Linked DNA regions of Homo sapiens: region 2 is linked to region 1. A link is a loop called in an ENCODE intact Hi-C map of the cell type or tissue named here. Cell type or tissue: chondrocyte. All regions are shown on one strand. Each heading gives the region's core, and the rest is flanking DNA. Links, peaks and the distances in the headings are about the cores only. Region 1 has its middle 32 kb from the start of LINC01516. Region 2 overlaps PRTFDC1 (phosphoribosyl transferase domain containing 1).

Region 1 (11,907 bases), core at 2,065-10,064:
AAAATTTTAAAAAAAACTTTTTTGCTTTTGAACTAGCCATACAAAGAGAAAATGAGGACCCATTTCACTTTTTCCAAATGGTTGTGCTGTGACTTCGATGGCACATTGCAAAGCAATGCGTGCTCACATTTTTAGGTTTTTTTTTTTTTTTTTTTTTGCACTTGTTGGCCAATTTCTGAGCTGAAAGAGTAGGCAGAGGTTATTTGGGTTGAATCTCCTCCTGCTTCTTGCTGCTTTTGGGTTCTGGTTTTCAGACTAACAGATACAATTCTCTCCAGTCCGTGTGCAAAGCTTACGTGAGTAAGGATGGGAGATGAGCTTGGGCTCCCTCGCTACACAGATAAATCAATATTTCAACCTCGGGGAAGCCATTCAATGTGTGATGATCACACATTGCCATTCCCTTGTGATTCAGTGATTCATTCATTTCAGGATGGATAAAATACCAAGTATGGGTAGTACTTTCCAACAAGAAATTTAGACGTCACTCAACCTTTTGGAAAAACTGGTAAATCTGTCACCTTGGAGTTGATGGAACTTTGTGAGCAGCAAGAAAGAGAGATCTTCAAGAGACTTCTACCACGTGGTTGTGGTGCCAGAGGCTTTTCCTGATGGGCTTTCTCAGTTGAGTCTTTGTTTTCTCAGCTGTAAAATGGGGACAATGGGACTATGCATGCGAAAACGCATGCTAATCTGAATCATACCAGAGATACCTATGGGAGGTATTGGTATCATTGTTAGAGTTCCTGTTGATGTGACATCACTTTTCAATTTGGATCAATTATCTTTTTTATTTATTTATTTTGAGACAGAGTCTCACTCTGTTGTCCAGGCTGGAGTGCAGTGGTGCCTCAAACCTCCGCTCACTGCAGCCTCCACCTCCCAGGTTCAAGCAATTCTCCTGCCTCAGCCTCCTGAGTAGCTGGGATTACAGGCGCATGCTACCACACCCGGCCTGGGTCAATTATCAATCAATAATTCCAATATTATTGGAAATGTTGCTTTCCAAATTAATAATAACTCCTAATTATAGAGCCTTTACTATGTGCTAGGTACTGGGCTAAGCTCGTTAACATATAAGGTCTTGCTTAATACTTACCACATACTAAGGTAGTGTTATTATCTCTACTAATACAGGTATTTATATTTATTAATTTATAAATGAGAAATCGAGGTTAAGAGAAAGTGAGTAACTTGTTTGATGTTACCAAGCTTGGAAGAGCCTAGCAAGCACCTCTCTACCGCTGTCTGACTCACGCTCCCTGAGAATCTTACTGTGGCTTTAACTTCATTTTCTAAACTGCCAGGACAGGAAGGACTTTCTGGTAAGATAGGAATGGGTTTTAGCGAATGTCTACAGTAGCTTCCTATCGTCTTCAGCCGCTGCTCTGCCAAGCTACTATCAGGGCACAGCCTTATAAAAGAAAAATAAAAACCCAGGACCCCAATTCATGCTCCCAAAAGAAAAAAAAGTAAGCTGAAAGCTGAATCATGCAAGAAGATACTTTCCCTTTTGTTCCTAAGTAGACAGCTACAGATAAAAGGTTAACTATCTCCACAGGGAGCAACTCTATGTTCATTTTATCTTGTGAGAAGTGCCGATTTACTGAGCTCAGGAGCATGTGTCACTGCCTCTTCCCCTACCTGCTCCTTTTCTCTTGCAACCTGTAGATTACCACGGCCTCCCGCTTTTCCTCTAGCCTGCTTTTCCCCTTTAAAACTAAAACCCTCAACATCATCTTTGGAGAAAGGGACAGACCTGTCTCCCCAGTGCATCCTTAACTTTGGCAAAATAAACTTGTAAACTGATTGAGACCTGTCTCAGACACTTTTTGGTTTACAGCCTGATGCTTTTGTAGTTATGGCTGCTTGATAGAGTAGAGGCCGTTGCTGCCCCAATTACATTCTCTCCACGTGCCAGCTCATCAGCCTGTATCTTCTAACAACTCACAGCTGCCTCCATTCTAAAGAATCCCCCATTCCCCCTGTCAGACCTAGGAGCCTTGCATAACCCACCCACCCACCCTAACAGGCCTTGGCGGACGTTGGACAAGCTCAAACCAGCCCCTTCACCTCAAGGTAGGATGCAGCTCTGGTGCAATGTACTCCAGGGTGTCCCCATGCGGTCTCCATCGGAGACTACATTCTCGCTTAGCTTCCCCAACCCCAAACCTCCCCTTTTCTCTTATTCTCCTTTCTTTCTTTCTTTTTTGAGATGTAGTCTTGCTCTGTCGCACAGACTGGAGTGCAGTGGTGCGATCTCGGTTCACTAAAACCTCTGCTTCCTGGGTTCAAGTGAATCTCCTACTTCAGCCTCACGAGTAGCTGGGATTACAGGCGTGTGCCAGCACGCCTGGCTAATTTTTGTATTTTTAGTAGAGATGGGGTCTCACCATGTTGGCCAGGCTGGTCTCAGGTCCTGATTTCAAGTGATCTGCCCACCTTGGCCTCCCAAACCATTGGGATTATAGGCGTGAGCCACTGTGCCCGGCCTTTTCTGAGGGTACAAGCCAATAAGTCACTGAATAAGATCCTCATTTTAGGATCTGCTTCTAGGAAATCTGAGCTAAGACAGTGGGCATGGTTGAAAGTTTTTCTATGCTCTAATACTTAATTCAAAGTACTTATAGTACTTAATTTTTTTGAATTAAGTATATTATAGTATAGTACTTAAGTAAAAAATTAAGTACTTACAGTACTTAATTCAAAGTACTTAATTAAGTACTTAATTTTAAAAAACCCAACATTTAAAGGCTTGGAATTCAAATAATTCCAAGTTATGGAAGGTGTAATATTCTAAACAGTGGCTTCAAAGAGGCTGTTTTGGCTAATCTAATTGAGACATAGTAAATGGCTTAACACAGGTTGAGAATCCCTTATTTGAAATGCTGAAGTGTTTCAGATTTTGGATTTTTTTAAATTTTGGAATAGGGTGGGACCCAAATCTAAACACAACATTTATTTATGTTTTATATTCACCTTATATCATAACCTGGAGGTAGTTTTATACAATATTTTAAACAATTTGTGCATGAAACAAAGTACTGACTGAGTTTTGACTAGAATTCATCACATGATGTCAGGTGCATAATTTTCCACTTGTAGAGTCACATTGGTGCTCAAAAAGTTTCAAATTTTAGAGCAGTTCAGATTTTGGACTTTCAGATTAGGGATGTTCAACATGTCCCTTCTATTTGGGCTGCTGCTTCTTGTCATACATTTACAAAAACATTGTGCTATCTCCTCGGAGAATCTGTCATACAGACAGTTCCCACTTGGTGCACTATGATTGTGATAGCTCCAGTTCTCCAGGGTTTCCAGGCATATGAAGGACAGTGTCTCTTTCCCTCTCATAATGTCTAAAATGTGTCCTTTTTTTCTTCCCCAAGGGGAAGCATCTTCTCATGGTTTTCTGTTTGCCTTGGCTCCCACGCTGGTTGCTAAATCAGGCTCCAAATAAGACTGTGGTAATTGCACTGAGGAACTGTGACTATGCCGTTCTGTGTTGCCCTGAAGCAATAACAACAATTCCTTGAGCTAAATAAATATATATACTTTTTCCAAAAGGACCAATTTTAGCAATTTGGAAGATAAGTTTCTCAAACAAACAAACAAACAAACAAACAAAAAAACCACACACAAAAACCCACTATTGGCTGTTAAGGGAAAGTATCTGTTTGGGGAAACCACCAAAAGGACTAGGAATTTCATTTCCACCAGTTAATCATTTACAATTTTTAAGTCTAGGCAGGCAAACAAGGTCCATGACAAAAAGATAAGAAAGTTGGAGAGCATCATAGGAACATTTACAAGTTCAAAGTCTAGCGATTAGTCTACGTGGCTGATGTGGTCAATTTCATGGTTTCCATTTCCCCCCACGGTGCACAGTGTGGGTTGTGTCTTCAGGGCAATGTGAGGATGACAGCGGGAATGGTTTCAGGATTTCTCCACGGCACTAAGCTCTTACTCAGCTGTGGGCCCTCCTGACATTTACTTAAGACAGAGCACTCTGTCTTCACCTCTACAACTTTCCCTATGTCCAAGTGGTTTTATGCCCATTTGTTGTAATCTTGATTTACTTAATTTCTTTACACACATCTGCCTATTGATGAATCCCATCTCCCTTCCCCAAATTTTTATAACCTTTCCTTTCTGATTCAACTTATTCCAGATCCTGGTAACCTGCAGTTTTTCCCTTTCTGTACAGCCTATCTCTAGGTGAGTTCCAGAATGACTGTTAACAATGCAGTTGGTATAATCCTGTAGCTCACTAGCAAAATTTATAGAGAACCAAAAAAAGTCTGTTGCCATTTTTTCAGGAGTATTGGTATATAAATCCAAAATTACTTCTTTCCAGTTATAAATTTTAAAAACATTTATTTTAATAGTGTTTTTAAATACAAAAACATTGGAGGCATGATGTAAATTCATCTGTAATCCTACCTTTCAGAGATATTTGTCTTAGACTTTTGGTACCTTTGCTTTAAAAAAATTACAATAATTGAGATCATTTTGTACATCAGTTCTTTAATATGCTATTTTTCACTTGACACTAATTTATAATTATTTCCCAAGTCACTGAAGTTATTATTGAAGCATGATTTTAAAGGATTCATCATATTGTATTATGTGGCTTCATCATAATTTACTCTACCATTCCTTTGATATAGACCTTTCCAATTTTGCTATTGTAAATAATACTATAACAAATACTTTCCCCCATATGTCTGGGGCATTTTATTTTATTTTATTGAGATAGAGTTTTGCTCTGTTGCCCAGGCTGGAGTACAGTGGTGTGATCTTAGCTCACTACAACCTCTACGTCCCAGGCTCATGCAGTCCTCCCACCTCAGCCTCCTGAGTAGCTGTGACTACAAGCACATGCCAACACACCCAGCTAATTTTTGTATTTTTTCTACAGATAGGGTTTTTTCATGTTGCTCAGGCTTGTCTTGAGCTCCTGGGCTCAAGTGATCCACCCACCTCGGGCTCACAAATTGCTGGAACTACAGGTGTAAGCCACCATGCTGGACCTCTAGGGCATTTTATCATAATAGGGGATTCTTGAAGACCACAAGAAATGTCTCTTTGTGGCTAGGTACAGTGGCTTGAGCCTATAGTCCCAGCTACTTGGGAATGAGATTAGGCCTCAAGGATTGTGTGAGTCCAGGAGCTCAAGTCCAGAGTCCAGTCTGGGCAACATAGTGAGATCCTTTTCTTCTTAAAGAAAAAGAGAAAAAAGAAGGGTCTCTTTGACACTGAACTGCAGGAATTGGCTACAGGCAGCAGTTATACTTTTGAAGAGATAAGGGGCTCTTGCTTTGCTTGCTTGTTGAAATGTTAGCTATTTTTGAGGATGTTTGAAGCCAGAGATATCAAGCAACTGCTGTTGACACCTGCTTAGGTTATCACTTAGGTAAGTCAGATGAAAGTTGACCAATTTTCAACTAGTAAACCGAGTTTGCAGGCTTCCTAGTTTCTATCTTCCATGCATTATTCCAGAATGAGAGTAAGGCTGGCCCTTCTGTGAGTGTTGATGTAGTGTTCCCTATTGTCTAATACACTGTATCTCCCCTCAGTGATGATCTGTCAAAGGAAGAAACACATCCATGAATAAAGTGCTCTCCAAAGTGAGATGTGTCCCAGGTAGAAGTGACACCCTTATCCCCTCCTTGCTCCCGTCATTGTATTTCAGATGGCTGCATTCGTTTGAAGTTCTTCCCTGTAGAGTTCCGTGGAAGGACCCTGACTCCCTCTAGTGGACAGCGCCACTAGGCAAACAATAATTCCGCCCGGCAAAGTCCAGAAGCCAGGAGTAAGTGTCCTTAAATGCCCTCTTGAAATAATGGAAGCTGTGTTTCTGAAGGAGACTCTTCCCAGTCCACAGAAGTTTTTGTCTTTAGCGGGCCATCTGTGTCGACTGCTGCCACAAGACATCAGGGGATTTTTTTTTTCCTTCAGGGCAGCAATTAATTCAATAATCTACAGAGTTGTGTTTCTTTTTCACTAGCGTTGGAGACTTGTTATGTCCAGATTTACTTTATGCCACAGGCAAGAGGCATTACTAATGTGAACAGAACCCAAAAGAAACAAGCTATGAATCTGAGAATGCTCATATAAAGGACTGGAAAAAAGTCATAAAATCATTCTTTTGCTTTAAAAAAAATTCATTAGGAATGTAGAGAAAAACAGAAGAGACTGTTACAAGCTGTCTTAATCTGTTTTGTGCTGCTATAATAGAGTACCATAGACTGGGTAATTTATAAAGAACAGAGGTTAACTTCTTACAGTTCTGGAGGCTGGGAAGTCCCCTATCAAGGTGACAGCACCTGGTGAGGGCCTTCTTGCTGTTCTTGCTCTGTCATCCCATGGTGGAAGAACAAAAGAGCACGAGAGAGAGAGAGACAGAGAAAAAGAGACAACTTGAAGACTTGAAGCCCGAAGTCCTTCTATAGTTGGCACCATGACCTAAATATCTCCTATTAGGGCCCACATCCCAACACTATTGCATTGGGGATTATGTTTCCAACACATGTTTTTTTGGGGGACACATTCAAGCCACAGCACAAGGATTACTGGAAAACCATATACTATGTCCGAAGGGTCTATAATATGTTTTTCTCACAGTTCATCCAATCACCTCAGATAACCATCCTGACATTTTAAGAAGGAATTCAGAAGCTTCTATGTATGAATTGTCTAAATCGTTTATTGGTCTCTACATGTGCTTATAACGAAGTCTTGGTAATCCAGATAATACAACCTGGTTCCTGGCAGTGGACCTATACCTCCTACGTATCTACCTACCTAGGGCAAACTGCTTGGAAACGCTGGGTCTAGATGTTCTTATTTGTAAAATTACAGGGTTGAATTAGATGAGATGTAAACAGCTCTTCTAGTTCTAAGTCCATATGAAAAATAACATGTAGTCTCTTCTTAGAGGACACCTAAGGGAAGATTTCTTTCCACTGTTGTCTGCCACCATCACTGTTTGCCTGTGATCTAAGGCAAGTTCCGTCAACAGAGCGGGAAACATTTCCTTTTTCTCATTCCTGGCTCAAGTGTCCTCTAAATGTGCCATTGCTGTTCTGACCAGGGCATTTGAGCATTTCAAATCTGTACTTGTTGAAGAACAGACAGCCTCTAGTACTTAACGTGCAGCTGCAATGGGTGAAGAAAAATGCCCCCATTTTATGGGAATCTCAAGAATGGGATGGCTGTATGTGAATCCTTTGTCTTTGATTTAAACTGAGACAACAGTGAACACTATAGCTCTGACCTGTGCAAATACAATAAGCACTTCAGCCCAGAAACAGTTTTACCTCTTGTATTAGGTTGGGCTTTCAGTATGTATTTGAAGAGGAGCTATTTATGGGCTTGCAAAGTGCTGGAGGAAAGGAATTTAAAGGACGTCCTTGAGCGAATTCAGGGGGTTTTATTTCAAAAGGCCAAACTGTGCATTAACCCTTCACTTCCTGGCACATACCACCTACACGCTGCTCTTCCAGAGGTCTGGGAGAAATGGGTGATTAGGTAGCGGGTGGGGAGGGCAGGATTCACTTGCATGGTCTTGAGAAAGTCACTTCCTCAGTGTGACGGCTCTTGCTCTGGCTGATGGGGACCTGTGGAATTGGGAAGAAAAAGCAGTTGAAGAAGAGGAAGTCTTTTTGAGTAGGGATGAGGGTGCATTGACACTGACTAGTTTATTTGCACATCATTCAAGACTTGGTATTTTTTTAAAATCTTGATATTTTCATTTAGTCATAGTGGAAGAATGCATGAATTTTTTTTGAAATAAAGTAGACTACTACTGCATTGGCATGCCCATTGTAAAATATAACTATAGTAGATTTTAAAATAAAAACAATTTGTTTGTTGGACAAAACTGCAATTAGTCCAGGCTCAGTTTATTGGAACGCCTGCAGAATCACCTTTCTGCCTGCTTAGGTGCAGACAATAAACACTGTGATGTAACCATGTCATTTTGGTTTTAGTCTGTTCTGTTTTCAGTGTACTTATTTAACATCTTTGAGCTTGAATTAGAGAAAGTAAGAAAATAAATCCTTTATTTGACCACTGGTTACCTTTTTAAAAATTTGATGAGGGAGGTGGCTGAACCCCCGTTAGAGTAGGGCAGTAATACGGTTCCCAAAATATTTGCATGTGATGCAAGTTAATAAACGACACCCCAGAAAAAAAGGTTCTGTGCTCTAATGAATTTAGTATTTCTCAAAGGGAACAAAGTAATCCCTGTTCTCTCTGGAACCTCAGCTGACCCTGCCGCTGTGTCATCCCATGCCTGGCGATAGAAGAAATGAGAGCATCCTTGTGCCCCCTGGCACTTGGACTTGGTCGGAGGAAATTTGCTGGTCTGTTGCTAGGGAGTATGTGTCTCCTGATCAAATGACTGGACTCCAGTGTTGAAGAATGGCTACACTGAAAGGCGCAGACACCTCACTGTACATCAGACCCTGCTGTCTCCCAGGCCACCTGGTATATATTCTGCCACGGCCAAGTCAGGCTGGACGTGAGAACCCTGCGCTGGGCCCCGTGTTTTAGAAGACGCTGCCCTGACTCTCCTTCAGCTGATCCCCTCCCCAGAGGGCAATGAAACTATGCCCACTCAGAGCCTGCAGCCCTTCTTTCTAGATCAGTAGTTCTCAGAATGTGGTCCTCCAAACAGTAGCATCACATCACCTAGGAATTTGCTAGAAATGCACATTCTTTTCTCCCAACTCAGAACTCCTGAATCAAAAATTCTGAAGGATGGCTCCTGTAGTCAGTTTTTTAACACCACTGTTGGTGATTTCGATGCTTGCTCAAGTTTCAGAACTGTTCTGAGCTAAACCACGCTCTGGGATGCCCGAGACCCAGGAATTCTCTATTCAAAGGGCTCTGCCCACCTTGAGGGCTGGCACCAGCCTCCTTCCTGGGTCTTGGAAGAGATGTGCTTCCAGTGGCCAAAAGCAGCTCTCCCAGGAAAGTTGAGAGCTAGACAGTGCTTGAACTGGTAGGTAGGTTGTTCACAATTATACCTTCTATATCTAAGTCATTATTAAAGTACATTTTTAAAGTATGAGGACAGAACATGATTTATTTAAGTTTGTTCGCTTGATTTCACATCTGTTTAGACATATGGAATACAGGCCTCCATTTTTACTCTTGTCCTGGCCTTTGCAAATATTAGAGATGAGCATGCTGCTAAAAGTCTATATTCATTCATTCATTCACCCACTCATTCATTTATTCATTTATTTGATGTCTATCTCTTCATTGATAGTGTCTATTTAAGGTGACATCATCATCACACCTTTCTTTACTTCTTTAATCTTGGCTTCCTTTAGTTCTCTGAATAGATTTATAATGGCCTTTTTGAAGCCATTTTCTGTTAATCCCATAATCGATTTGTTCTCTCAGGCAGTTTGTATCACCGGTCTGGTGTATGGGTCATACTTATCTGTTTCTTTGCATGTCTTGTAATATTTTTGTTAGAAACTGGACGTATTGTAGTAAACTCTGAGTACTGATTCTCCTCTGCCCTGCCCCAGAACTTGTTATTGTTCTTTGCTTGTTTATTTGTTTAGTGACTGCCTATATTAGTTAAGTGTTCCCCTGTCCCCAGCCCACTGGTATCATCTGCCTCACTGAGCTAGGAAGGGGCAGAAAGAGAATAGTCTTGGCTCAAATACCATACTCTTCTTTTTCTTACTGAATTTTCATAGATTTTCTTGAATAGGTGTATCTTCTTTTGCTGTATGTCTTTAGGCTTTATGTGGTTGTTTTAAAAATAATTTTCACCAATTTCACTGGGAAGCAGGCCTGCAGAGCTCCCCATATTGTGCTGCCAGACGTTGATCTTTGTATTAATTTATTATATTTAAACATTCTGGCTGGGCACGGTGGCTCATGTCTGTAATCTCAGCATTTTGGGAAGCTGAGGCGGGTGGATCACCTGAGGTTAGGAGTTCAAGACCAGCCTGGCCAACATGGTGAAACCTCGTCTCTACTAAAAATACAAAAATCAGCTGGGCATGGTGGTGGACACCTGTACTCCCAGCTACTTGGGAGACTGAGGCAGGAGATTTGTTTGAACCCGGGAAGCAGAGGTTGCAGTGAGCCAAGATTGCACCACTGTGCTCCAGTCTGGGCGACAGAGCTAGACTGTCTCAAAGCAAACAAACCAACTAACAAACAAACAAACATTATATTGAGCATCTACTATATATCAGGTGCTATACTAAGTGTTGGGAGTACAGTGGTGAACAAAAGGAACACAGTCTTTTAGTTTGTGACCTAGCCATGTGTTTGGCATATGTGGGGAACTCAATAAATATCAAATAAATAAATGACTAATAAATAAGTGTTTACATTTTGTTTCACAAGAGGTCTGAGAAATTCCTAGAATATCTTGATAGCTGAGTTTCCAGATATCTAGAGGCACTAGGAGTGCTATGAGGACAATATCTTCTTACAATAATCTTGTTCTATCACGATATTTGCACAATCTTCTTCTAATCCCAACTGTTTCAAAAGAGTACAGGTGGCAGTTACTATCATTATTTCCTATTAATTTTTTCTTTCTGCCTTTGGGGACCTTCATTAAGGGTTAAAAGTGTGCTCTTATCACAAGGCTGCAGGTTTGGTGACTGCTAGAACACACTCTTGGCGTGGTCTTGGCCAGAAAAACCTTATTTTGGGTTGTGCAATTTCAGAAGATCTGTTTGTACTCATCTCCCTGGAGTTCTCTAATTTACATTTTCATCTAGAATCTGATATGTCCTTTCCAATGACCTAGAATGTGATTTCTTCCTGATTCTTATTGTTCTTTTAGGAAGGCACTACAGAAATGCTGGAGCTGAACTCTGATAAGAGGAAAAATGAGGTATCTAGTCCCAGAAAAACCTTGCTGCTCTTGCTCTGACCCTAGCACTTCATTGGTGAAGGAAAAGTTGGAACAGTTGTGCAGGTGGGTTGTATTTGGCCAGATGGGTCTGAGGACATATTAGAGTAACTGGAAAGGTTTATCAGAATAGATATATTCTGGCTGGGTATGGTGGCTGATGCCTGTAATCCCAGCACTTTGGGAGGCCAAGGTGGGTGAATCACATGAGGCCAGGAGTTCGAGACCAGCCCAGCCAATATGGCGAAACTGGGTCTCTAATAAAAATACAAAAATTAGCCTGGCATGTCATGCACATCTGTAATCCCAGCTACTCGGGAGGCTGAGGCAGGAGGATCACGAGCTTCGCTTGAACCCGGGAGGTGGAGGTTGCAACGAGCCGAGATCATGCCACTGCACTCCAGCCTGGGTGACAGAGCGAGACTCTCAACAATAACAATAACAACAAAAAGAAGAGATATGTTCCTACCCATAAAAGCTTGTCAGAGTCTGAAGTGAGTGTAGCAGTGGGGTTGGGTACTTAAGGGATTCAAGGAGTAAACAAGATGGATGTAGGTTGAAAAATCTCTCCCCCAAAATACAGATTTAATTTTGGATAACTAATTGGGTACCCCCGGAAGCTTGCAGATCAAGACTATAGTTTCAGTAAATCTCCAAATAAACATGTCCTGCCTCCAGCTCATTATGTCTGTTTGTGCCCTGAACTAAGGTACATCTAGACCCAGTGATAAACATGTTATTTTAATAGCCAGGAGAAGTGCTAAATTAGCAACCCTGGAGAATAGCACCCTCCATGCACAAAATGAAGCAACAGTCCTCTTCCTGGAACTTAAGAAAGCCAGGCAAGAAGGAATTGGACTGGCTGGTTGGTAAACTTCTCTGGATTGCAAGGTGGGGATTTTTTTTTTTTTTTTTTTACATAAAAGCAGTTCTTCAAATATATAATTAAATGTATTTTACTTTTAGGATTTCCTAAGAATTTTCATATGCTTAAGATAAACCCTTAT
Region 2 (11,907 bases), core at 1,803-9,802, 210 kb before region 1:
GATGCTTCACTCTGGCATTTAATTAGAATCTTAGGCTGGGCACAGTGGTTCATTCCTGTAATCTCAGCACTTTGGGAGGCTGAGGAGGGTGGATCACTTGAGGTCAGAAGTTTGAGACCAGCTTGACCAACTTGGTGAAACCCCATCTCTTCTAAAACTACAAAAATTAGCTGGGTATGGTGGTGGGCTCCTCTAATCCCAGCCACTCAGGAGGCTGAGGCAGGAGAATCGCTTGAACGTGGGAGGTGCAGGTTGCAGTGAGCTGAGATCGTACCACTGCACTCCAGCCTGGGCGATAGAGCGAGATTCTGCCTCAAAAAAAAAAAAAAAAAAAAGAAAAAAAAACTTATTTGAGGGCAGGTTTGGGGGGCATGTCTCCCAAAATCTTGGGCTTAACCTGCACATCTGTGTTTTCATGGTGCCAGATTTGAGCCTGTTTCCATGCATTTTGTTTTATTCCACCCTTTCAGAGGTTCCTCGTGAATATGAATAAAATCTTACTTTAATAGATACACACATTTTATGAAGTGCCAATATTAAATCAACTTTGGAAAAAAAATCAGCCAGAGAGTACATTGTGTAGACAGCTTAAACACACCGAATAAAATGCTTTTAACATCATGAACTGAAGAGGCCATTTAACTTAATCATTGAGGGCTCACTTTATTCAACAGCAATGACCTATTTAGAACCATGACTCAGACAGCTTCCCTTGTGAGCTTCCTTTCCTTGGAAGAAAAGAAAGAAAGAGAGAGAGAGAGAGAGAAAAGAAGAGAGAGAAAGGAAGAGAGAGAAAGGAATTTTAAAAAAAGCAAAAAAATACAAAAAGAAAGAAAAAGAGAGAAAGGAAGAGAGAAAGAAAGAGAACAAAAAAAGCAAGGAAGAGATGAGAAAGAAAGGTAGTTTCTCGGGGTTCAAAGTAAAAAATGTTTTATTTAAAAAAAAGAAAGGGAGAAAGAAATGGAAGAAAGAAAGAAAAAGAGAGATGGAGGGAGGGAGAGAGAGAGAGAGAGGGCTGTGTAGAGTCTCCTTTTTTTCTAAATATTTTAATCCCATGTCTTCAAGGGCTCCAGAAGTATTATACAGTTATGGGTTCATAATGCCTCTAACTCACAGCATGACAAGATTATGTAGGTGAGCTATTTCCCCATGTTTTATAGAGTTCTTTCATACACAAATTTAATTTTAAAAAATCCTTTCTAGCCCTCCCTCCTTCATTTAACTCTGTCACGGCTCCTTTTGATACCACGATTCCTTCTCTTCCACCCTAACTTGGCTCCTGTAGTTCAAGTGCTCCTGCAGGCTCCGCCTACCCCGCCTCCAAACTGCTCTCTCCTCTCTTTCAGCCATTCTTCCCTCTTGTCAGTTTCATTTTCCTAAAACACAGCTCCATGATGTCATCTCTGCTCAAATACTTTTGTGTCTCCTGTTTGCTTTGCTGAGCAAGTTCAGCTCTTCATTGAGACTTTCAATGTATTCTACACATCAAACCCCGTGTTTTCATTTTTTTTTTCCTACTACTTCCCTGTTTTTGATTAATTTCCTTCAGTCATGCTGGTCCACTTATGTCCAGTGATCCTACTCTTTTCTCGATTACCCCATTCCATATTTTTATTTTTATTAAGTTTTATTCTTGTTGTAGGCTTTGTGGAATTTTCTTCAAAGCCGTCACCTATTTATGAAGGATTAGGGCTAATTATTAGTGGGGGATAGGTTGCGGTATTGTATTAAATTTTGGTGGGGTTTTTGTAGGTTTAATTTTTTTTTTTTTTTTTTTAGACAGGGTCTTGCTCTGTCACCCAGGCTAGAGTGCAGTGGCATGATCTTGGCTCACTGCAACCTCTGCCTCCAGGGCTCAAGCAATTCTCTTGCCTCAGCTTGGATTAGAGGTGTGTGCCATCACGTCTGGCTAATTTTTGTATTTTTAGTAGAGACCGGGATCTTGCCATGTTGGCCAGGCTGGTCTCAAACTCCTGACCTCAAGTGATCCACTCGCCTCAGTCTCCCAAAGCGCTGGGATTACAGGCATGAGCTACCGTGGCTGGCTGGCTTAATGGTTTTTTAAATTTATTTGGAGGGAATGATCGTTGGTTTTGGGTACATGACAGTGATAGCTATGGAGGAGTACCTTGAGGCTTGGGGGTCAACTGTTGCCCTTGGGGGGCCCTTGCTCTCTTTTCTGTGTTAGTCACAAACCCTTCTATTCCAGGTAAAAGCTCACCCTCCCCTCTCTAAGACTATCTGAATCCTAAGGAATCCTTCATTCTTTGGATTTCTTTAAATCCAAGGAAAGAGTCTTGCATGGAAAGACCTATGGGGCTCTTCTTAGAGTGCCAAGCATGAAATAAGAGAAGGTGTGTTTCCTGGGAACAAATTCCTGGCAGAGTAATAACATGATGATAAATGTACTTTAAATGTAAGTTTACTGAATGACTGACAAATTGTATTATCACTACAGGAGAAAGGAGAAGTCACTGCAGTCTCAACCTCCTGAGCCCAAGTGATCACCCACCTTAGCCTCCTGAGTAGCTGAGTCTACAGGTGTGCACCACCATTTTAAATTATTAAATAAATTAAATTTTAAATTTCTTTTGTAGAGACACAGTCTCACTATGTTGCCCAGGCTGGTCTCAAACTCCTGGCCTCAACAATCCTTTCATCCACTGCAGATATTTATTGCAGTTTCAGACTTTCTTCTACACCCATTAAAACAAGTACCCACTAACTGTTGGGTGCCTTTTCCTTTTACATTTTTTTTTTTTTCCAGCTAGTGTATATTCTGCATGATGGGAAGATTTTGGAGAGCCTCTAAAACTTATTTCTAAAATCTTGCCAATCCTTATTTTTTAAATTTTATTTTTTCGTTGATACACAATGTTTTATGTATTTACGGAGTACATGAGTGTTTGTTACATGCATGGAATGCGTAATGAGCAGGTCAGGGTATTTGGGGTAGCCATTGCCTTGACTGTCTATTATTGCTATGTGTTGGGAACATTTCAAGTCTTCTAGCTACTTTGAAATATACAACACATTGCTGTTAACCATCGTCGCTCTACATTGCCATTGAATAGTGGGGCTTATTTGTTCTATCTAACTTAATTGATAACCTTTCACGGAGAGGCTGAATGAAGAATGAGTGAACAGCGTGGGTCATATGAAGGCCTTTATCTTTTTTTTTTTTAACCTTACTCATATCTTGTATTTTATTTCTTATGAAAATGGCTACCCAAAGAAGTCATTGTAGCAGCCTACTATCCTAAGGCAGCAACTATAATGTAAATGCTAACAAACTCACTCCATAAGACCAAAAACCCTTCCCCAGGGCTGTAATGGGCATTTAAGTTTCCCAAACCCAGTGACAACTAATGATTTTTATTACCTATCAAATGGAAACAAATGGATTTTAATAGTTCCCCTACAGCTGAAAAACTCCACAAACAATACATTGCCTCTACCTACATGATCCGTTGACTCATGCCAGAAATAGCTTCTAAAACATTTACAACTGTGATGCTCAAACTGGGCTCTGGCTACTTCTGGTGGTTATTTGGTGTTATGCCAAGGCATATTGGAAGGCCTTTATCTTTTTTAAGGAAAAGGAAATTTTAAAAGCTAAGTGAAATTTTTTTCACTGTTCCACCTCAGCTGTGTTGCATTCACTTCCTCAGTCCCCGTTGAATCTCCTATGAGGAAGCCTTTCTGCCTCAACAAAGAGGGTGCTCCTCCCTCACTCAGCACCTTTCTCTCCACCTCTCAACTAACCAGCTGGTGGGTGTGTCCTTGGGTGTGACCATGTGGGCTTATTTACCATTTCCCTCTGCCCTGTCCTCTCTTACCCCAAACTAATCAAAGACTTCTTTCTAATTTCTATATAAGAGGACCATCCACTTGTTCAGTCACCAAATATTTATTCCAATTTGTTATGGACCAGGTATGGTCTCTGCCCACTTCATGCTGACTTCCTGGTTGGGGAGACAGGCAAATAAAAAATAAGCCCTAAGGTAAACATTGCAACTTGTGGAAAGGGCTCTAGTGGAAACAAGGTATGGATATACAGATTATTATTATTATTTTTTTAAGGGACAGAGTCTTGTTCTGTCGCCCAGGCTGGAGTGCACTGGTGCCATCATAGCTCACTGCAGCCTTAACTCTTGAGCTTAAGTGATCCTCTTCCTCAGCCTCCCAAGTAGCTGGGATTACAGGTGTGCACCACCATGCCTGGCTAATTTTCGTATTTTTAGTAGAGACAGGGTTTTGCTATGTTGGCCTGGCAGGTCTCCAACTTCCGACCTCAAATGATCTGCCCATCTCGGCCTCTGAAAGTGCTGGGATTGCAGGCATGAGCCACCATGCCCAGCCGTCTATGTGCAAATTTCTTCTTGGCATTCATTTGGGAATTTTAGAGTTGTCACTTTGACAGACTCCATAGCAAAAGCACAAGGTAAACTATTTCTTTTGTGTAATAAACCTGTAAGGCAGTGTCCTACAATAAAATGCTAAAATGACGTATTAGCTAAAGACCACTCCAGGGTCGTTAAAACTTATGAATTTCTGGAAATTACTTTGAGTATTTTAGCTTTCTAGGATGTTGTTTTATGCACCAATGTAACAGTAACATCAAATGGTGGCTTAGTGATGCATTAACAGCAACAAGTTAATTCTGATTTTTATGGAACACAATTTACTGCTAGATAGCCATTTAACACATAGATCTACTATGCTGTCTTCAGAGTAGAGGGAAGTGCACTGTTTTGTAGTCAGAGTCCTTGTGGCTCCACTTTGGGCAGCCGAAACAGGTGGATCACTTGAGGTCAGGAGTTTGAGACCCGCCTGGCCAACATGGTGAAACCCCGTCTCTACTAAAAATACAAAAATTACCCGGGCATGGTGGCAGGTGCCTGTAATCCCAGCTACTTGGGAGGCTGAGGCAGGGGAATCATTTGAAACCAGGAGGTGGAGGTTGCAGTGAGCTGAGATCACGCCAGTGCACTCCAACCTGGGGACAGAGCAAGACTCTGTCTAAAAAAAAAAAAAAAAAAAAAGTCCTTGTGGCTCTATAGCCATCCTATGATTATTACACATATTTTTATGAAATGTGGCTGCTATTTTTTTCCCTACCCGGGCATTGCATAACGATAACAAGCACAAGTATGAGAGATTAAGCTTGTGTAATAGACTAATCCATTTAACTTAGAAAGCCAAGCAGTTCAGGGATAAGGAATACAAGCTAGGTCAGTACGGCTGAACAAAAACAAATTCCGGATTGCTTTTATTCACAGCAAATGTGCATTTCAAGTAACATTCCACGAACATCATCTTCGTTAGGAAACAACTCTTCTTTCCAGTTTATGTATTTCTGTCAGATCTAAACAGTCTTTTCACTTAATTATTAAGCACTGGCAGATTTGGAACTCCAAGTTAAAACTGGAGGTGTTCTTCCTATTATCTAATAGTTTACATTGTTTTTAATAGAAAAAAAGGCAAAGTGCTGAAAACGCACTCTTAAGAGTTCCTTTTCTCTTCCCTCCCCAGATTTTGTACTTGTCAATGAACCTGTGTAAATGTCTTACTGACGTGCCTGGGTGCAGAGGATGGATGAAAAAAAAAAAAAAGGCAGACGAATAAATAAAGGGAAAGCTTCCTTTTCAGAAGGTGCCTGGAAAGATGAGTAGAAAAGGATTAGAACAAGGTGGGCAAAGGGGTTTTGCTGTCTGAAACAAGATTGGAAGGAAGCTCGGAGAAGAAAGATTTGGTCTGCATGGTGTCTTGGAAGCATTCTAAAAAGAATGTTTTAGAAAGGGGAGATCATTAAAAGGATTCACGCAGCCATTTGTATGAATTGGAAAACCCGGGAGCATGTCTGAAATGTCCTGTGAGTGCTGACCTGAAATGCAGGTCACCGATGCCCCCAGACCTCAATGCGGTCTGAGCACAGTTACATGAACAAACCTTTCCAGCCAGCGTTGAAAGATCATCGCCTCCGATTATCTGCATCTCACCCATGGACTGGTCATTCTGCAAAAAAGAAGAAAAAAAAGGGAGACAATTTTACCGCACAAGAAAACCTTTAAAGCACATTTTCCTGTCTACCCAGTTAGTGGCCGGAATGTGCCTTACAAATATAGCACAAATAGCTAATAGGGATTCATGGTTGCCTATGGTTACCAAGAGCCATGCTCCTGCTACTGCCCTTGAGACAAAGCTTTCTAATGGCTGGCAGGGAGAGGCTGGGTGTGCAGGGGGAGTGGGAGAGAGGAGAGAGGACAGACAAATCTAACATGAAACAAAACACTCTGGAAGGTGTCTGAGCCTATCCTGGAGCAGAGAAAATTGGAGAAGACAGTCATGCTTCTGTGTTTTGCCTAGCTGGGGGTGGACTGAGTATGTGTCAGCTTTGCCACCAAGCTCTGATTAAAGATCTGCAGTGGAGAACAGTCAGATTCTGATTCCCTGAGAGACCGGAGGCCTCCTCTACTCCCCGCCATTGGAGATCCAGCCCCTCATCTGACATCCAGGGCAATTCTAACAGGCCATGAATCAAGAAGTATTGCACTTAGACCTTCTGACATGAATGATGAGGTCTCAGCCAATTTCTGCAGTCCTAAGAATATGACACTCAGAACTATACGTGTGTGTGTGTATATATATATATACACAAAATATATATAATACACAAAATATATATATATATACAAATATATGTGCACACGTGTGTGTGTATATATATATGTGTGTGTGTGTATATATATATATATATATTTTTTTTTTTTTTTTTTTTTGAGACAGGGTCTCACTTTTGGCCAGGCTGAAGTGCAGTGGGGTGATCCTAGCTCATTGCAGCCTCAATCTCCCAGGCTCAAGCAATCCTTCTGTCTCGGCTTCCCAAGTAGCTGAGACTACAGACAGGCACATACCACAGTGCCTGGCTAATTTTTTTCTTAATTTATTTTTATTTTTAGTACAGAAAAAGTCTTGCTATGTTGTCCAGACTGGTCTTGAACTCCCGAGCCCAAGTGATTCTCCTGTCTTGGCCTCCCAAAGTGCTGGGATTACAGATAGGCGCCACCATGCCTGGCCTCAGAGCCATATTTAGAAGACTTTTCATTCAAATCCTGTTAGAGTTTATGATCATTTACTTTCATCATGTTTATGTATGGTATATTATCCTGTCCTAATGAAACCTCACAAAACAAACAAACAAACAAAATGGATTGTTACATAGTGACCATCATGATAGAATGACACAGAGGCAAAACAAGAAACAGAACCAGCCACTTGTCTCCCAGCCTCATTACAGACCCACATTAAAGGAACCAAAGCCGATACATTCCGGCAGTCTGCTTCATGACCAAGCAAGAATGCTGTGATGTTGCAATCCCTTGATTCTAACAATAACCTTGGGGAGAAAAAAACAATATACGCACCATATGTGCTACATGCTGAACCAGGAAACGTCTTTAGTTACTGCTGTGGACAGCTGTCACTTTTGCTAGCTCAGCACCTTTCCTCCTAAAGAGGCCCTCCCTCTTCCTGGGGGGAGTCCATTCCACATGGTTCAGGTAGGGCCAGGCCTTTGCAGTGCAGGCCAACCAGCTGGGCCTGAAGCTATACCCAGTCTCAGACTTCCCAGCTACTCAAGCCAATTCCCTTAGGAATTTTCTTGGGCTGGTTTGAATTGGATTCTCTCACTTGTAACTGTGTCTCTATCTAGAAGTACAGTTACTTTGTTATGGAGTTGGTCATCTGGGAAGGGAAAAAACAGCCAAACCACCAGTAGGACAGTTTTGCCAATGAAACACCTTTTGTCTTTTTACCTTGCTGCTCAAACGAAAAAAAAAAAAGACCTTATAATTTTTTACCTTTTTTTTTTTTTTTAAGAGACATGGTCTCACTCTGTCACCTAGCCTGGAGAGCAGTGGTGCAATCATAGTTCACTGCTGCCTCAAACTCCTGGGCTCAAGCGATCCTCCTGCCTCAACCTCTCAAGTAGCTGGGACTGCAGGTGCTCACCACTATGCCTGGCCAAATATATTTTTACTTCTGCTTGGTAAAGCATTCACTCCTTACCATGGATGGTTGGAGGGGGCACAGGCAGACAAGGAGAGAGGCTTCACACACTAGCTCATCCTGAAAGTGGTCCACTAAGTTAGATAAAACCAGTGATTTTCTTCTTATGGGAATTGATGTCAAAAGGAGAAAAATCAAAGGATATTCTGAATTTACAGATGTTTTGCTGTTTTTGTTCATATATCACCAGATATTCACAAGTAGTCATGACAGTGGTTAAGGACTTGTCAAAAATGTCAAAGGAGAAAATTTTCTTGTCACTGCTAGAGATGCTGAAATAGAGGAATTAACACAGGAAGAATTTCTGCACATTAGACTTAAATATGTTGTTAATAGCAGCAGGAAAAATAAAATTTCAGTACTTCCAGGGACTGGGTTATACAGAATTGAATACAACTACTAAACTACAAAGTTTAATGTAACCAGTGAGATTTATAGTCTGTCAGATCAGAGTAAATTTCACAATAATTCTACTATTTTCATCTTCATTCTATTGATTAAAACCAAAAACCACAAAAATCAGATAACTAAATAATGTGCTAAAAGTCATAGATTATGTTACCAAGCAAGTGTTACTTAAGAAAGTCCTACTTCTTCCAAGTGTACAAACGTGTTTTTTTAAAATTTTTAATTGACCAACAATTACTATATATATTTGATATGGTTAGGCTGTGTCCCCACCAAATCTCATCTTGAACTGTAGTTCTCATAATTCCCATGTGTCATGGGGAGGGACCCAGTGGGAGGTAAATGAATCATGGAGGCAGTTACCTTCATGCTGTTCTCATGATGATGAGTGAGTTCTCACGAAATATGATGGTTTTATTAAGGGTCTTTTCCCCCTGCTTCATTCTGCACTTCTCCTTCCTGCCATCATGTGAAGAAGGGCATGTTTGTTTCTCCTTCCACCATGATTGTAGGTTTCCGGAGGCTTTCCTAGCCCTGTGGAACTGTGAATCAATTAAGCCTCTTTCCTCTATAAATTACCCAGTCTCAGGTATGTGTTGGTATTAGCAACATGAGAATGGACTAATACAATATTTATGAGGTACAATGCGATGTTATGATACGTTTCTACATTATGGAATGATCAGATAAGGCTAATTAGCATATCCAACACTTCAGATATTTATCATTTCTTGTGTTGAGAACATTTAAATCCTCTTTTAGCTGTTTTGAAATATACATTATTATTAATTGTAGTCTTTGTGCTGTGCAATAGAACACCAGAACTTATTCCTCCTATCTGCCTGTAACTTTGCACCCACTGACCAACCTCTCCCCATTCTCCCCTGCTGCCCCCAGCCTCTGGTAAGCACCATTCTATTCTCTACTTCTATGAGTTCAGCTTTTTTATATTACACATATAAATGCAATTATATGGTATGTATCACTCTGTGCCTGGCTTATTTCACTCAGCATAATGTTCTCAGTCCTTTCATGTATATACATGTTTTTAATACTAGATTTGCCCTTAATTCATCTGGAATTTATATCTTCCAAGTGGGTATATTGTCAATTGTTCCAATATAATTTATGGAATTATTATTTTTCCCTACTGGTTTGAAACATCATTTTGATCTTGTCTTTCATTCTCATATGTAAGGGTCAGTTTCTATATTTTTCTAATCTAACATGTCTACTTCAACATTAATTAATCTAACATGTCCAATTAATTAATCTAACTTGTCTATTTCCAACACCCAAATCATATTGTTATAATTCTCATAGTTTTTTTTTTTTTTTTTTTTTTTTTAAGAGACAGGGTCTTGTTCTGTCATCCAGGCTGGAGCGCAGTGATGTAATCATAGCTCATTGCACCCTCGAACTCCTGGCTGCCAGCAATCCTCCTGCCTTGGCTTCCCAAAGTGCTAGGATTATAGGTGTAAGCCACCACGCCTGGACTTATCAGAGCTTTTTAGTATGTTTTAATACTTGATAGGGCAAGTCTACTTTTTGTTCTTTTTAAAAATTGCCTTGAGGCTGAGGGTGGTGGCTCATGCCTGCAGAGGCAGGCACTTTGGGAGGCTGAGGCAGGAGGATTGCTTGAGCCCAGGAGTTTGAGACCAGCCTGAGCAACATAGTGAGACCAACGTTTCTACCAAAACAAAACAAAACAAAAAACCCAACAAACCCAAAACTGTCTTGGTTACTTTTGTACATTTTTTTTTTCCTGTCTGGTAGATTGTACAAAGATTAACTGAATTAATGCATGTGGAACATTTAGAACAGAACCTGGCACATGTTTAGCATTCAGTAAATGCTAGACAGGATTAATTTCTTTTTAAAAAATTTTATGGCCAAGGGCGGTGGCTCACAACTGTAATCCCAGCACTTTGGGAGGCCGAGGCAGGCGGATCACGAGGTCAGGAGTTCAAGCCCAGCCTGACCAATATGGTGAAACCCCATGTCTACTAAAAATACAAAAATTAGCCAGGTATGTTGGTGCACACCTATAGTCCCAGCTACTCGGGAGGCTGAGGCAGGAGAATCGCTTGAACCTGGAAGGTGGAGGTTGCAGTGAGCCGAGGTCATGTCACTGTACTCCAGCCTGTGTGACAGAGCGAGACTCCATCTCAAAAAAAAAATTTATTATTATTTATTTTACTTTTTTATAGAGATGAAGTCTCACTGTATTGCCCAGGCTGGTCTCGAACTCCTGGCCCCAAGCAAACCTCCCACCTCAGTCTCCCAATTTCTTTTTCTTCTTTCCCCCAACCCCCCGCCCCCCGACTCAGCCCCTGAGGAAATGGCTACTCAGTCCTCCACTGGTACACTGGAGTCTAGGGCTCCCCTGGTTTAAACACTCCAGAAAAATAAGCCTTTTATTTCCCACTGGGATGGTGAAGGAAACTTAGAGGTTCAGCTTCTCCATTCAAAGGCTTTCAACCAACCTTGTTGTTTTTATTCCATTCCTTCCTTACTCCACCTTCTAAAAACCTACTCCTGAACCTTTCAGGAATTTGTGGCACGACCCCCCTACTTCTCAGTGATAGTCCCCTCCACAGGCATTTTGATGTTCACTTTCTCTATTAGGCTGAGTCAGTGCTCTTCCTTAATCAGGCACATACCACCATGCCCGACTAATTTTTTTTTTCCAGTAGAGATTGGGTCTCACTATTTTGGTCAAGCTGGTCTCAAACAACTGGGCTACAGTGATCCTCCTGCCTCAGCCTCCCAATCGTTGGGATTATGGCCGTGAGCCATCCCACCAGGCCTAACCATGATATTTTTCTAATGGTTCAAAATCATCCTATATTTCTTGGATTGATGTTTGTGTGTTTTTAATGAACGTCGCTGGTTTGAAGATAGATGAACAATCCCAAATAAAATATTATAAGTCAGATTGGTCCATTGTTTTATTTTCTTTTGCTACCTTTGTGTATTTTTAAAGCAAAGTTATGCTAGCTTCATGTAATAAGTTGGTTTTTCTATGCACTAGAAGATTCTGTATATAAATGGATTTAGCTGTTTCACTAATGTTCAGTAGAGCTCAGAAATAGTTTCATTTTATTTTATTTTTGAGACAGAGTCTTGCTCTGTTGCACAGGCTGGAGTGCAGTGGTACAATTTCAGCTCACTGCAACCTCCACCTCCCCAGTTCAAGCGATTCTCCCACTTCACCCTCCTGAGTAGCTGGGATTACAGGTATGTGCCACCATGACGGGCTAATTTTTGTATTTTTAGTAGAGATGGCGTTTCGCCATGTTGGTCAGGCTGGTCTTGAACTCCTGGCCTCAAGCAGTCTGCCTGCCTCAGCCTCCCAAAGTGCTGGGATTACATGCATGAGCCACTGTGCCTGGCCAGAATAGGTATTATTTGATCTCCAATTTGCAA

Evidence for each region. Hi-C counts contacts between places; a loop is a spot of excess contacts. Peaks named below come from ENCODE experiments on the same cell type or tissue, not always from the same donor. Only the 100,000 strongest peaks of a DNase experiment are listed, where the experiment ranks them.
Region 2: it touches region 1 in a loop (2.1-fold over the local background); 2 of 110 quality-filtered maps call a loop at or near these places.

Annotation. Positions count from the first base shown.
Region 1 is chr10:25,075,405-25,087,311 of GRCh38, forward strand. No RefSeq gene overlaps it. Among named protein-coding and RNA genes, the nearest start is that of LINC01516, 32 kb to the right of the region's middle. In chondrocyte, for the core only: CTCF peaks have their summits at 5,764 (motif pointing left) and 5,967; no DNase peak of the experiment used is centred there.
Region 2 is chr10:24,866,046-24,877,952 of GRCh38, forward strand. PRTFDC1 (phosphoribosyl transferase domain containing 1) reads right to left here. Exons shown (of 9, transcript NM_020200.7): 4 at 5,953-6,018. Among named protein-coding and RNA genes, the nearest start is that of PRTFDC1, 81 kb to the right of the region's middle. In chondrocyte, for the core only: a CTCF peak has its summit at 6,074; no DNase peak of the experiment used is centred there.